2 separate regions of the Homo sapiens genome follow, and region 1 is linked to region 2. A link is a contact called in ENCODE Hi-C or POLR2A ChIA-PET data. All regions are on one chromosome and are shown on one strand. The core of a region is the stretch at or near the end of the contact, and the rest is flanking DNA. Distances in the headings are between cores, read along the strand shown. Region 1 overlaps ANXA6 (annexin A6). Region 2 holds the start of TNIP1 (TNFAIP3 interacting protein 1).

The links. Hi-C counts contacts between places; a loop is a spot of excess contacts on that map. ChIA-PET counts read pairs that join two places held with the same protein, here RNA polymerase II (POLR2A). Pooled maps may share reads with other maps.
Region 1: a loop to region 2 is called in a map of B cell, with 6 times the contacts of the local background. The contact joins the enhancer-like site here to the promoter of TNIP1 in region 2. A Hi-C loop is called at or near these places in 19 of 168 maps with a recorded cell type or tissue (B cell, CD4-positive, alpha-beta memory T cell, CD8-positive, alpha-beta T cell and 14 more), 32 of 37 single-sample maps with no recorded cell type and 25 of 50 pooled maps. POLR2A ChIA-PET finds 5 or more read pairs at or near these places in 23 of 52 experiments (AG04450, B cell, CD4-positive, alpha-beta T cell and 17 more).

Annotation. Positions count from the first base shown.
Region 1 is chr5:151,120,740-151,126,597 of GRCh38, reverse strand. ANXA6 (annexin A6) reads left to right here. Exons shown (of 26, transcript NM_001155.5): 14 at 118-196; 15 at 2,231-2,312; 16 at 3,587-3,681; 17 at 4,338-4,451. Among named protein-coding and RNA genes, the nearest start is that of ANXA6, 34 kb to the left of the region's middle. RefSeq lists enhancers at 285-444, 2,253-2,753. Within about 2 kb of position 2,622, at least 21 of the 41 ENCODE cell types and tissues checked have a DNase peak (open chromatin) inside an H3K27ac peak, as active enhancers do; they include B cell, CD4-positive, alpha-beta T cell, CD8-positive, alpha-beta T cell and 5 more, where a contact is called at or near this core.
Region 2 is chr5:151,077,694-151,083,588 of GRCh38, reverse strand. TNIP1 (TNFAIP3 interacting protein 1) reads left to right here and starts at 2,555. Exons shown (of 18, transcript NM_006058.5): 1 at 2,555-2,709. RefSeq lists enhancers at 39-148, 1,961-2,020, 1,735-2,445, cis regulatory regions at 1,986-2,755, 2,255-3,043 and silencers at 2,321-2,990, 4,676-4,725.

The sequences.
Region 1 (5,858 bases), core at 1,373-3,872, 43 kb before region 2:
GTGTGCACGTGTGTGTATGTGTTGGGGTGTGTGTGTGTGTGTGTGTGTGTGTGTTGGTGTGAGTGTTGCCCATGATGACATTCCTTCCTGTCCTCTCCCTAAACCCCTCCATTCCAGTGCTGCTGGCCAGTTCTTCCCGGAGGCAGCGCAGGTGGCCTATCAGATGTGGGAACTTAGTGCAGTGGCCCGAGTAGAGGTCAGACCTTCCCCTCCTCCTGCTTGACCTCTTGACCACAGCTTCTCTGCTTGCACCTTCCTGCTGCTCTGGTTGGCACCCAGCTGCCCCCTGGCGGCCAACCCGACACGTTGATTCTCACATCTGAAGCTTCCTTTTCTCCCTTGGAGTGGTGAACTGGTGGAGGGGCGCACCTGGTTTCTGCATTAGCTTCTGACACGCTGGAAAGGGTTCTGGCCCACTTACTAACAGGGCTTGCTGAAATGGAGACCTGGCTGGTTCCATGGAGGGGCCTGTCCCGTCTGGAGTCGAAACAGTTGGCCTCAGAGACATGAAAGCTGAGAACAGATGGGCATCCCTGGGTGCACTGGAGGATTTCAGGTTGTCCTCCTGAGCATCCTCAGACTGGGGGTCCACAAAGGACAGGAATGAAAGGTTTCACTAAAGTACTTTAGGCAAACCATTCCAGAGACTGCAACACTTGGTCCACACAAAAAAGCATGGGACCTTGGAGCTCTCTGTTACTTATTCGCTATGTAACCTTTGGAAGGTGCCCCCTCCCTCTGGGCCTCTATGTCTCCATCTTTAAAGTGAGGGGTTAACATGGCAATCTCGGTGATCTCTTAGGGCTCTTGAGCTCTGATGTTCTAGGACAGTGTTCCCCAAATGATAAGGCAAGAGATCTTTGCAGATGATTGTAGGTGATGTGAGAAGTGAATTTAGTTTGGCAGGGTTGAATAACGCTGAACTCCACAGAGTGAATGAGAAAGGCACTCCTTTCCAATTTCATCAGCGTTTCTGATTACGTCAAAGAGGAAGTCTTGGTTTGGTGCCGCCGTCTCTGCAACACTTGCTGATTTTCCTTTTTCACAAAGAGAAAGCTGAGAGAGCTCGCTTTAAGTTTCAGAGCTTCTGGCAAGTAGAGGCATCATGTTAAATTTCATGGTATATCACCTCTTTTGTTTTTATTATGTTGATTTTTGTGGTAAATTGTCAGTTTATGATACATGGTATCAACTTCCTAATTCATGGTAGTTATATAAAATTAATTTCATCCATTCCTTTTTTTTTTTTTTTTTTTGAGACAGGGTCTCACTCTGTTATCCAGGCTGGAGTACAGTGGCATGATCATGGCTCACTGCCACCTCCCCAGGCTCAGGTGATCCTTCCACTTAGCTTCCCAAGTAGCTGGGACCTCAGGTGGACACCACCACACCTGGCTAATTTGTGTAGAGACAGGGTTTCACCATGTTGCCTGGGCTCATCTTGAACCAATGGGCTCAAGCGATCCTCCTGCCTTGGCCTCCCAAAGTGCTGAGATTACAGGCATGAGCCATTGTGCCAAGCCTCATTAATCCACTTAACAATTATTTTTTGAGTGTGCCTATTATGTCAGACACTGTTGTAGGCACCTGGGATATGTAACAGGATAAAACGGATACAATTCCTTGCCTTTTGGGAGTAATTTTAAATGCACTTCAAAAATTGATGCATTTAAGTAGACAGAAAAGAAGTTGAATTACATAAAACCATTAAGAGATGGCATAGTGTGTGTGCTAATTTGGAATAGTGAAAGTCCTTTAGGAGTGACTGAAATTTGGGAAACTCTGTTCTGGTATTTCAGAACTTTTCTGCTGCCTTTTCAGGGGGAATGACTCTTTAAGAGGCAGAGGGGGCCTCGGGGGCAGGGTAGGATTCAGAAGAATTGGGGATGCCCCGGTGGAATAAGCAGCCAAGGGGCACTAGAACCGAGGCAGATCCCGTGGCAGGCGGGAGCCTAGCCAATTTCTCTTGATCAGGACTTGCCCTGCTCCCAGCCCTGAGTCCCTCTCTCCCTCTCTCTATATCTTTCTGTCTCTTTCTCTCTCTCTCTCTCTCTCTCTCTCAGCTCTCGTGCAGGGTCTGTCTGCTGTGGCTTCACCTCTGCCTCTTTCCCCACCCACGCCGCTTGGTTTGGGCTCATGGGGTGAGCTTCCCACCCTCGCATGCTGTCTTTCAGCCTGGTCCCCAGGGGGGCCTTCAGACACCTGCTGAGTCTCTTTCTGCTTCTCACAGCTGAAGGGAACTGTGCGCCCAGCCAATGACTTCAACCCTGACGCAGATGCCAAAGCGCTGCGGAAAGCCATGAAGGGACTCGGTATGGGGGATGGGAAGGGAGCAGGGTTGGTCTCCAGGGCAGCAGGTGTGGTGGGTTTGGCCGTGGGCTGGCAGGGGATGGAGTGAGGTTTCAAATTAGAGTCTGCAGGATGAGGAAGGCTTGATCTCAAGTTTCCACCCTCCTAGCTCCCAGAGTATAGAGAGGAGGGGCAGGAGAGGGTTCATAAGGAACTTGGCAGAAGCCCTTTCCAGGGACCAAGGTGTCCCCCAGCCTCCTGGAAGCAGTATCCTGGCACTGAAGAAAGTACCAGGTCACAAAATTGGCATGGTGCCCTGGCTCTGCTGCTGACTCACCGTGTGACTCTGGGTGAGCCTCTCCGCCACTCTGGGTCTGAATTTCCCTATGTGTAAAATCAGGGCTGTGGACCCTGGAACCCAAGAGCCCTCCCTCATTCTGTGGTGGGAGTGTGCCCTGCTGGGCAGGTCTTTCAGACCTATATTTGGCACCAGTGGGAAGAGTACTGCACCCACAGGTTCAGATCAGCTGGGCCTGTGCTCAGAAAGTCCAGCCTGGGACAGGCCATCTAGGGTTTGGCTTTCTTTGCCTTTCTGCCCCATCTGTCTGACAGCAACTCCCAGGAGGCTTTAGGTTAAGTCCATCACCCTCCTGAGCCTCCTTTCCATGTGTCTCATGGGAATGATGATACCTGCCAAGCTCGCCTGGGACTGTAGGATGCTAGAGGTAAAAATGCCATGAAAGACCCCTGTGCTGGGTCTGTGGTTGATGGCATTAATCTGAGAAGCAGGAAGTGATATTCTAATGCCTTCCAGAGTCAACCTGCTGTGGTTAGAGGGACTCAGGGTCCAGCTTCCAGAGAGCTGAAGAGAAAGGACATAGAGTTGCTAACAGGACTTGGACTGTCAGGGTTGGAAGGATCCCTTGGTGACTACTCCAGCCTCTTCATGTTACAGATGTGGAAACCAAGTCCCATCAAGGGAAGGGGACTTGCCCAGGGTGGGCAGCCATTGCCAGAGCCAGAACTAGAACTCAGAGGCACTGACTCCCAACCCAGTGCTCTCTACCTCCCAGCTGTCCTTTTTCCTCAGCGTGTCAAAAGGAAAGGGAGGGAGGAGTCCAGCAGAAATCAGTGGCCTGAGCCATAGGCAAGCGGACTGCAGGGACTCAGGAGCACATGGCCGCTTAGCCAGGCTTCTACCCTGACAAAGATCGATGAGGGGCCATCAGTGGGCGGTGCATGGGGAAAGCCGAGAGCCACAGGCCTTCTTCTGAGGCATGTGGCTTTGGTGACTCAGGGACTGACGAAGACACAATCATCGATATCATCACGCACCGCAGCAATGTCCAGCGGCAGCAGATCCGGCAGACCTTCAAGTCTCACTTTGGCCGGGTAAGGACCTCCTCCTGGGCTCTCTGTGCAACATGCATGCACCTTGCCTGATTGAGCTCAGCCTGTCCCCATCGGTTCTGCACAGTTGGGCACCAGGGTCTTCATGGCAGAGGGACCCTGTGTGGTCATATGATCTCAGAGTGTCTCCAGCACTGGGTTTGGGCAGACATATCTTTCCATGCCCCCAGTTCCTTGTGATGGGCAACACTTGTGTGAGTTGCTCAGTGGACTCAGAGGCACAGCATGGGGCCAAGATCAGGGCTATGAGTTGTTTTCAGTGTGCTTTGGGCATCTTGCAATTCCTCTGCACAGACAGAGCTGGCTTCAAGGCCCCAACTGAGTGTCAGGGATTATTGCACATTGGTGGCATCTGGCTTAGGTTGATGCATTTCCCCCTGAGTGGAAACAGTGTCCTTCAGCTCTGCTGCCTTCCCGTTCCTGTCTCCTGTGTCAAGGAGAGTGGGTCTTCCTCCTGGTTGTTTTTTCCCTACCCTCTTTGGCTTCATCTAAATAATAAGTACAACATCAGCAAAGACAGACACAAGCTTCCATGATCCCTCATGTGGAACCCCTGTTTTCTCTTTCCATCTCTCCCATCCTGAGTCATGTGTGGGCAAGTGCTGATGTTGGCATGACTGTGGCTCTGCCCTTTGCAGGACTTAATGACTGACCTGAAGTCTGAGATCTCTGGAGACCTGGCAAGGCTGATTCTGGGGCTCATGATGCCACCGGCCCATTACGATGCCAAGCAGTTGAAGAAGGCCATGGAGGTACAGTGTGGCACCAGGGGGTCTAGTGTCTGCGGGTGCCAATAGGGATACAGGTGATCCTCATAAGCCCAGGTGGATTAGCTGTAACTTCTTGGTAGAACTCCTCCCATACTCAGTTCAAACTGGCATAAACACAAAAGGAGATGTTGGCTCCTATAACTGAAAACTACAGGACTAGCTCTGAGTCCAGAGACTCAAATGATGTTCTGTGGACCCTTGGCTCACCCCTGTCTTGGCTCTGCTGTCCTCCCTTCTGGCTTCACTCTCAGGCAGCCTTTCTCCTCATGGTGGCATATGTCCATCCCGCCAGCTAGCGGCTCCAGCAGAAAGAGTTCCTTCTTCCTAGGAGCTCCAACAACAGGCTTGGCATTTACTCCAAGTTGATTCAGCTTAAGTCACATGCCCACTGGTGTCAGAAGGGTCTCATGGAGCCGCTGGAGGAAGTGGGGTGGGTCTCGAACGAAAGCACCAGCAGTTGGAGTCTGTACTCCAGCCTAGACCTGCCACTCACTCACAGTGTGACTGGGCCATTCCTTACACTTCCCAATCCTCTGTGCCTTCATCTGGGAAATGGAAATGGTCACCTCTGCCCTTCAAACTAGGACAGGTCAATCAAGGTCACAGGTATGAAGGGCATTGTTAACTCCGAAGACCTGACCCTACATTAAACAAGAAAGCATTATGTCCTGGCCCAGAAGTTGCTAGAACTGCTTTGCTTCCCAAGGTACCAATTGTACTAATGGCTACTGTTTATAAAGAGCATATGGTAACTCTCCCAGGTTAGGTACATTAGTTCAATTAGTTGCCTCCTCAAGCCACAAGGCAGGGCTCTTATTTTGTCCCCATTTTACAGATGAGGAAACTGAGACTTGGAGGTTAAGTTGCTTGGTCATGGTCATAGAGCTATGAAGTAGCAAAGCTGAGGTTCAGACCAGTCTTTCTGACTCTAGAGCCTGTCTTGACAACCGCATAAAACCAGTAGTGCTTTTGGCCCCTTGCGCATTAAGAGGAGGGCAGCAATGGGGAGCTAGAGGACTTTATAAAAACATTGCCTAGGCTAAGCAGATTGAGATGATTGTTTCTTAAAATACCTAAGCCAAAAAGCAAACGATCTAAAGACACAGGGTTCAGAAATAGAAGAGATCGATGAGGTAACCCAACTGAATCCTTTCCATTTTCAAAGTTTCCAAGTGGGAAACAGAGAGGCTCAGAGAGTCAGTGAGTTAGGGGGAGACGAGGGCTAGACCCAGTCTCAGGACTTTCTTGATTGCCTCACCACACACCTGCTTCTAACAAAGAAATGATTGAAGATCTCAATCAGGATGAATCTCCTAGGATCTGAGAAGGCAGGACCATTAGAGCACTAGGCAGTAACCTCTTTGAGGACAGAGAACATGTCTTGCCTCT
Region 2 (5,895 bases), core at 1,306-3,805:
CTCTGGAAGAACAAGAGGTTGCACCTGCCTGAGTCACTCAGCTCCCAGCGTCAGGCCCAGCTTCTTGACTTGGAAATCCCCTTCCAGACCACAGGGTAGCAGGCAGTGCCAGGCTAGGGGGCCTGTCTCCCATTCCTGCCATGCTCCTAGAGGCTAGGGTCTCACAGAGGATGTGTATGGTGGGATGGCGCCTGGTGAGGTTGCATTGCTGAGTTTAAGAGCCAAGTTCTACCCAATGCATGCAGCCCACATCTAGACACCACTATCATTTCTTGAATGCCTACTGTGTGCTGAGCCTTGGGCTTTATTTGCATTGTCCAATTTATCCTCATGATTCACATGAGGAATAGGTATATTATCCCCCATTTTCCAGACAGAAGCCTGAGGCTTAGAGGGGCCACCCAGGTAGTAAGTGGCTGAGCAGGGATTGGAATCCCATTAGCTCAATTCATAGCCTGTGTTTATGACAGTGGTGTTTTCTGCAAGGCAGTGAGAAAAATCATGTCATTGTAAAGACAACTTGGTACAGTGGACCAAGCACACAGGACTGGGAGCCAAGGCCCTGGATTCCAAGGCCCTGGTTGTGTCACTCAATGTGTGTGGCCTAGAGTAAGTCCTTTTCTAGACAGAGGACTCAGTTTACCTATCTGTCAAATAGGGGTTTGTTATCTATGGGCTCCATGGTCTCTAACAGGGTGGAATGTCCTGAAGACAAACCAAGACTTCAAAGAATGGAAGAGGTGGGGGCAGTCACGACTTTATAAATAAATGAGTTTTCTCACAAATTGGAACTGTTAAGAAAAAGGATCCAGAACTAGGAAATCAGACAAAAAGATGACTGAGTGCCATTTTTTTATGTCAAGCTTGAGAATTCCCAGCGGACACTTTGAGAAATGAAACTGTCTGCCCGGCTAAGGCCAGACATGCTATAAAAACAGCTGAAATAGTGTGGAAACAAAATGCAAGTAATTAGAGACCAGCCATTTTTAGGTAGATTTTAGTTTTCAGTGGGTAGAGGGTGGGGGTGGAGAAGATGTGGGTTGGGAATAGGAAGAGAGCCCTGCAGGAAGAGAATTGGGAAGTACAGGCACAAAGAGCAGGAAGAAAACTGGCAGGTGCGGACCTGATGGGTGGAGACGATGCCTGGGAGCTGCTATGTAAACCAGGGCCAGGATTCCCAGTTTCTCTGTAGGATCCCCCAGTGGTGAGACTCAGTGGTGCTTTGGAGTTTGCATCGCTTCCTCCCTCCCTCCCTTCTGAATCAAGGCATAAGTGTAATTCTTTTCATAATTAAACTAGAATGAATATCGTTTTGAAGATCTGATAACACCGTTGAATTAACTGAAGGAACCCTAGGAGGTTACAAAGCCTTATAGGAGAATCCCCAGATTAGGTATATAATTTGGGCAAGTATCTGTGTGTGTATTATTGCGAAGTCACAGTTGATTGATGGGTCTCTCTTCTGTAAAATGAGGGTGTGTATTAAACAGTTCCCCAAATCCTTTCCCCTAATTCTTTTTGAGGATGAGGGCCTGTCAATGACTAAGTTTTCAACAGTACCAGTGAAATGGGTCTTTTGCAATAGGTTTTTCATAAAGCTATATTTAGTTTAAAGAGCTGTTCTTTATTCCAAGGTTAGACCTTCCACTTTTTGGAATTAAAATTTAGCTTTCTTTCTTTTTAAAAATAAAAGGATAAGCTTTTAAAAAGCTTTCCTACCCTTAAAGCAAGTTTATGTTCCTTACCGGTCTAGGAAATCCCAGTCTGTTGGGATTATCTAGCCCACATATAAGTAGGTAGGGTGGAAGGCGGCCTCTGGATTTGCCCACCCGGGTTTGAATCTTGATTCAGCCCCTTACTGAGGTCATCTAACCTTTTTGTGACTCAAATATTATTTAAGAAAAGGTAGTAAAACCCACCTCCCTAGCGTGATTGTGCGAAGAAAATAATGCACGCAAAGCATCTACAATGTCTGGAGCAAAGCGTTTACGATGTCTGGGAATCCTTTACAATGTCTGGAGCAAAAAATGTTCGCGGTAGAGTCTTTATGGGTCTTTTCAGCTCGGAATTTCTATAGCTTTGTTAAGAAGAGTCCTGGAGTGCCCTGGACGGAACTCTGGGGGCCTGAGCTCCAGCTCTGGCTTAGGGCCAAATGCTTACGTGCCTTTTGGCAGGTCCCCTCCCTGTTCTGGCCTGTGTTCCCCTCGGCACAAGGAAGGGGCTGGGTGGTCTCTGTGGCTCGCCTCCGCTCTGAAATTCCGGCTTTCAAGGTGGCCCCAGGCCTTCGACAGGGGCTTCCGGCGCTGGGAGTGCGGCAAGGCGCCGCGCAGGCCCGGGACGGTGGCCCCAGGGAAGTCGCTCCTAGAGGGGAAGGCCGCCGAAGGGACGAGAGACACCGCGGGCCCCCGGAACCGCAGGCAGCCGGTGTTTACCTCGCTCGGTCCCACCCCAGGCGGCCGCGGGCCCGCCCGGAGCGCGCGGCGCGATTGGGCGAGTGGCCTGCCAGTCTCCGGGGACTTTCCCAGGGGTGGGGCGGCCCGGCCAGGCCCCCGGCACTTCCTCGTCCTCGGCCCGGGTGCCCTGCCCCCGTCCAGGAGCCCTAGGAGTGCTACGGGGGGCCGGAGCCTTGCCCGGGCCGCTGCCCCGTCCCTGGATTCGGGGCTGGACGCAGCAAGCGGGGCGCTGTGTCCCCAAGCTCCCCGTCCTCGGGTAAGCCGGCCGGCCCGGAGCGGGGATGGAGGGGAGGAAGGGAGGCCAGGCCCAGATCGTCCAGAGCCTCGGTGGCGGCGGGGAGCGAGCTGGGGAAGGTGGCTTGTGCACCCAGGCCCGGCGCGCGGGGTCCCGGGGCGTCTCCGCCAGCGGCCAAGCCGGGCTGAGCCGCTACTCCCTGCTTGGCGCTGGGCCTGGTGGGGGGCGCGCGTGCGCACTGCGCGGGGTAGCACGCCTGGGAACGGCGTGGGGCGGTTGTAGAGAGCGCAGACCCTCCGGGTGCGGGCGGCGCTGCGGCCCTTTGGGTGTCTATCCTGTGGAGACGAGTTGCCTACGCGGCGTCAGGAGTTTTCGTATCAAGTTGTGGAAGCAGTGTACATATGTCACGAGGAGGAAAATAATAATTTTTATTGGGCGCTTTCCAAGTGCTGATCTTAACGCTGTACGTGTATTAGACTCATTTAATTGTCACTTCCATCCTAAACATTAATATTGTTATTATCTCCATTTTATACTTTAGGAAACCGAGGTACTTGGAGCTTGAGGTCACACAGCTGTGAGTTGCAAAGTCAGATATGAACTCAGGCATTTGGCTCCAGAGTTCCTACTATACTATTTCTGTTGAACATATTTTGTATGCACATTGTTGGAGGCATTTGTGTGCATGTGCAGGATGGATGAGTTTCCAGGAGTGCTTCTGGGGATGGAGTATGAAGGCTGAGCTTTCCACTGTAGGACATTTGTGTGCACGTGTGCATTGTACATTCATTGTGCGTACAGGAGCAGATGGGAATTTTGTGCGACTGGGTGAGAGATTGTGTTTTGGTAGGGGGAGGGAGGGACTTTTGTGGATGATGCAGAAGAATCAGCAACGTCCTTCCCCACCCCCTTGCAGAATGACAGTGCAGGGAAATGTGTAGATTCCTAATGCATCATTTTTTTCTCACAGTACGGTCAAAATGGGATTTAATCAGCACTTACTCATTTTCCAAACAATGGGGTGTGATAGAGGGGAATTCGGCATCTGATGAGAGGTCAGAAAAGGGGACTCAGAATGTTTTAAAAAAATCCTTGACAAAGGAGGGTAGAATTGTATTAGGAGGGTAGAATATTAGTACAAACTCAGCATCCCCGTGGTGGTCTCTGTTTTGCAACAGAAGAAACTGAGGCAGTGAAAAAACTGATAATGCTAATAGCTTACTATGTGCCAGGCACAGTGCTTACATTCCGTATCTCATTTAATCTTTTTTTTTTTTTTGAGACAGAGTCTCACTCTGTTACCCAGGCTGGAGTGCAGTGGCACGATCTCGGCTCACGGCAACTTGCCTCCCAGGTTCAAGCGATTCTCCTACCTCAGCCTCCCGAGTAGCTGGGATTACAGGCACTCGCCACCATCCCCGGCTAATTTTTTTGTATTTTGAGTAGAGACAGTTTCACCATGTTGGCCAGGCTGGTCTCAAACTCCTGACCTCAAGTGATCCGCCCGTCTCAGCCTCCTAAAGTGCTGGGATCACAGGTGTGAGCCGCCCCGCCCGGCCTCACTTAATCTTTCTAACAACTCTTAATTTTCAGATGAGGAAACTGAGGCCCAGAGAAGGTTAAGGCTTTCCCAAGACTAGCAACGCTTGAATCCTGGACCCTGTTCCCTTTCCCCTGACCAAGGCTGCTGTCCTGGCTGTGTCCCGGGAAAATAATGTGATCAGGGACTGGCACTTCATGGAAGCACGTGATCATGCCCCTCTGGAAGCTGCCGCTGGGAGTGTGCAGTGTTCTACACGCTTATGTAACCACGTTTGTCTCCCAGCCTTGGGTGTTCCATGGGTATGGCATGGCACTCATGCTGAAGGTTGATGCCTGCCCCTGGATACCCCCACCAGTTTTTTCGGGGCCCCAGGAAGCTGTGGGGTCTGAGTCATACCCTTACCCCCAGTGCTGCCTGTGACTTGGGGCCCGGATGTCCTGGTTGGGTCAGGCCGACCTGATTTGAGAGAGGCAGCGTTGTAGGAGGTTGTTTGTCTGCCTCTCTCTCCAACCCACTGGTTACTGTTTTACTCCTGTACCCGCTGTGATTTGGTCACACCATGCTGGCCTGCTTTTCCCCCTCCAGCAAGCCAAGCTTGTTCTCATCCTTAGGCTTTCATACATGCTGTTCCCTCTGCCCAGGACATCTTTCCCCGTTTTTCCCATGGCTGGTTTTTCCTTATCGATCAAGTCTCAGCTCAAATGTCAGCTCCTCAGAGGGGCCTTCCCTGATCTTTTTATGCAAAGCAGCCCCTTTTTTCACTTTCTGTCACGTTACTATTTTATTTTTCTCATACGTGTATCATGCTATGAAAGAATCTTATTTGCGAATGAGAAAGCATATGTATAGAACTTAGTGTCTGGCAAATTGTTATTTTTAGTGTTTATTTGTTTACTGTCTTTCTCTTTTCCTAGAATAGAAGGGGGTGAGCAGGGACCTCCTTAGTCCTCTCGAGTGTATTTCTGTAGCGGGAGAAGAGTGCCTGGTGGATGGCTCTTCTGAGTTTGTTCAGTGAATGAGTAGAATAATGGCACATTTCACAAATGAGGAAATTAAGGCCTAGAGATGAGAAGGCAGGAGGAGAACCAGAGTGCTCTCCTAGCGCTCTCCCAAGCATCATTTCCTGATGACTCCTGTGCCCAGTGCCATGCAGTGTTCTTGATGCACAGGTGCGTAAGGAGCTGGCTTTGCCTTCCAGGAACTTTTGGTCAAATGGGGAGATGTGCTATGAGTGTGACCTGAAAGGCATTGTGTGCCAGTAAGTGCCAAATGAGTCGGATTGGCATAGGTATAACTGGAGTGCAGAGTAATTTGGGGGCACCAGATGGTTGGAGGGGTCTTCTGGAGGGAAGTGACTTCAAGGTCAGACCCTAAAAAAATGACAAAGTGCAGAGTGGAACCTGGGTCTCTTCTGGAACTTAGTAGACTAGTCACAATAACTGGAATCAGCCTCTCCTCGGTTGGGAGAATTGACCAGTTGGCCTGGGAAAGACCCTAAAAGATTTTGATACCAGACATAGAAATGTTGATTTTTCTCCTTAGCAGCATTGGGAAATGGTCAGAGCAGTTGGTTCACAAACATGAGCATGCATCACAATCCTGGGGATGGAGGTAGAGGGTGGTTGTTAAACACAGATTGCTGGGCTGCAACTCCAGAGCATCCG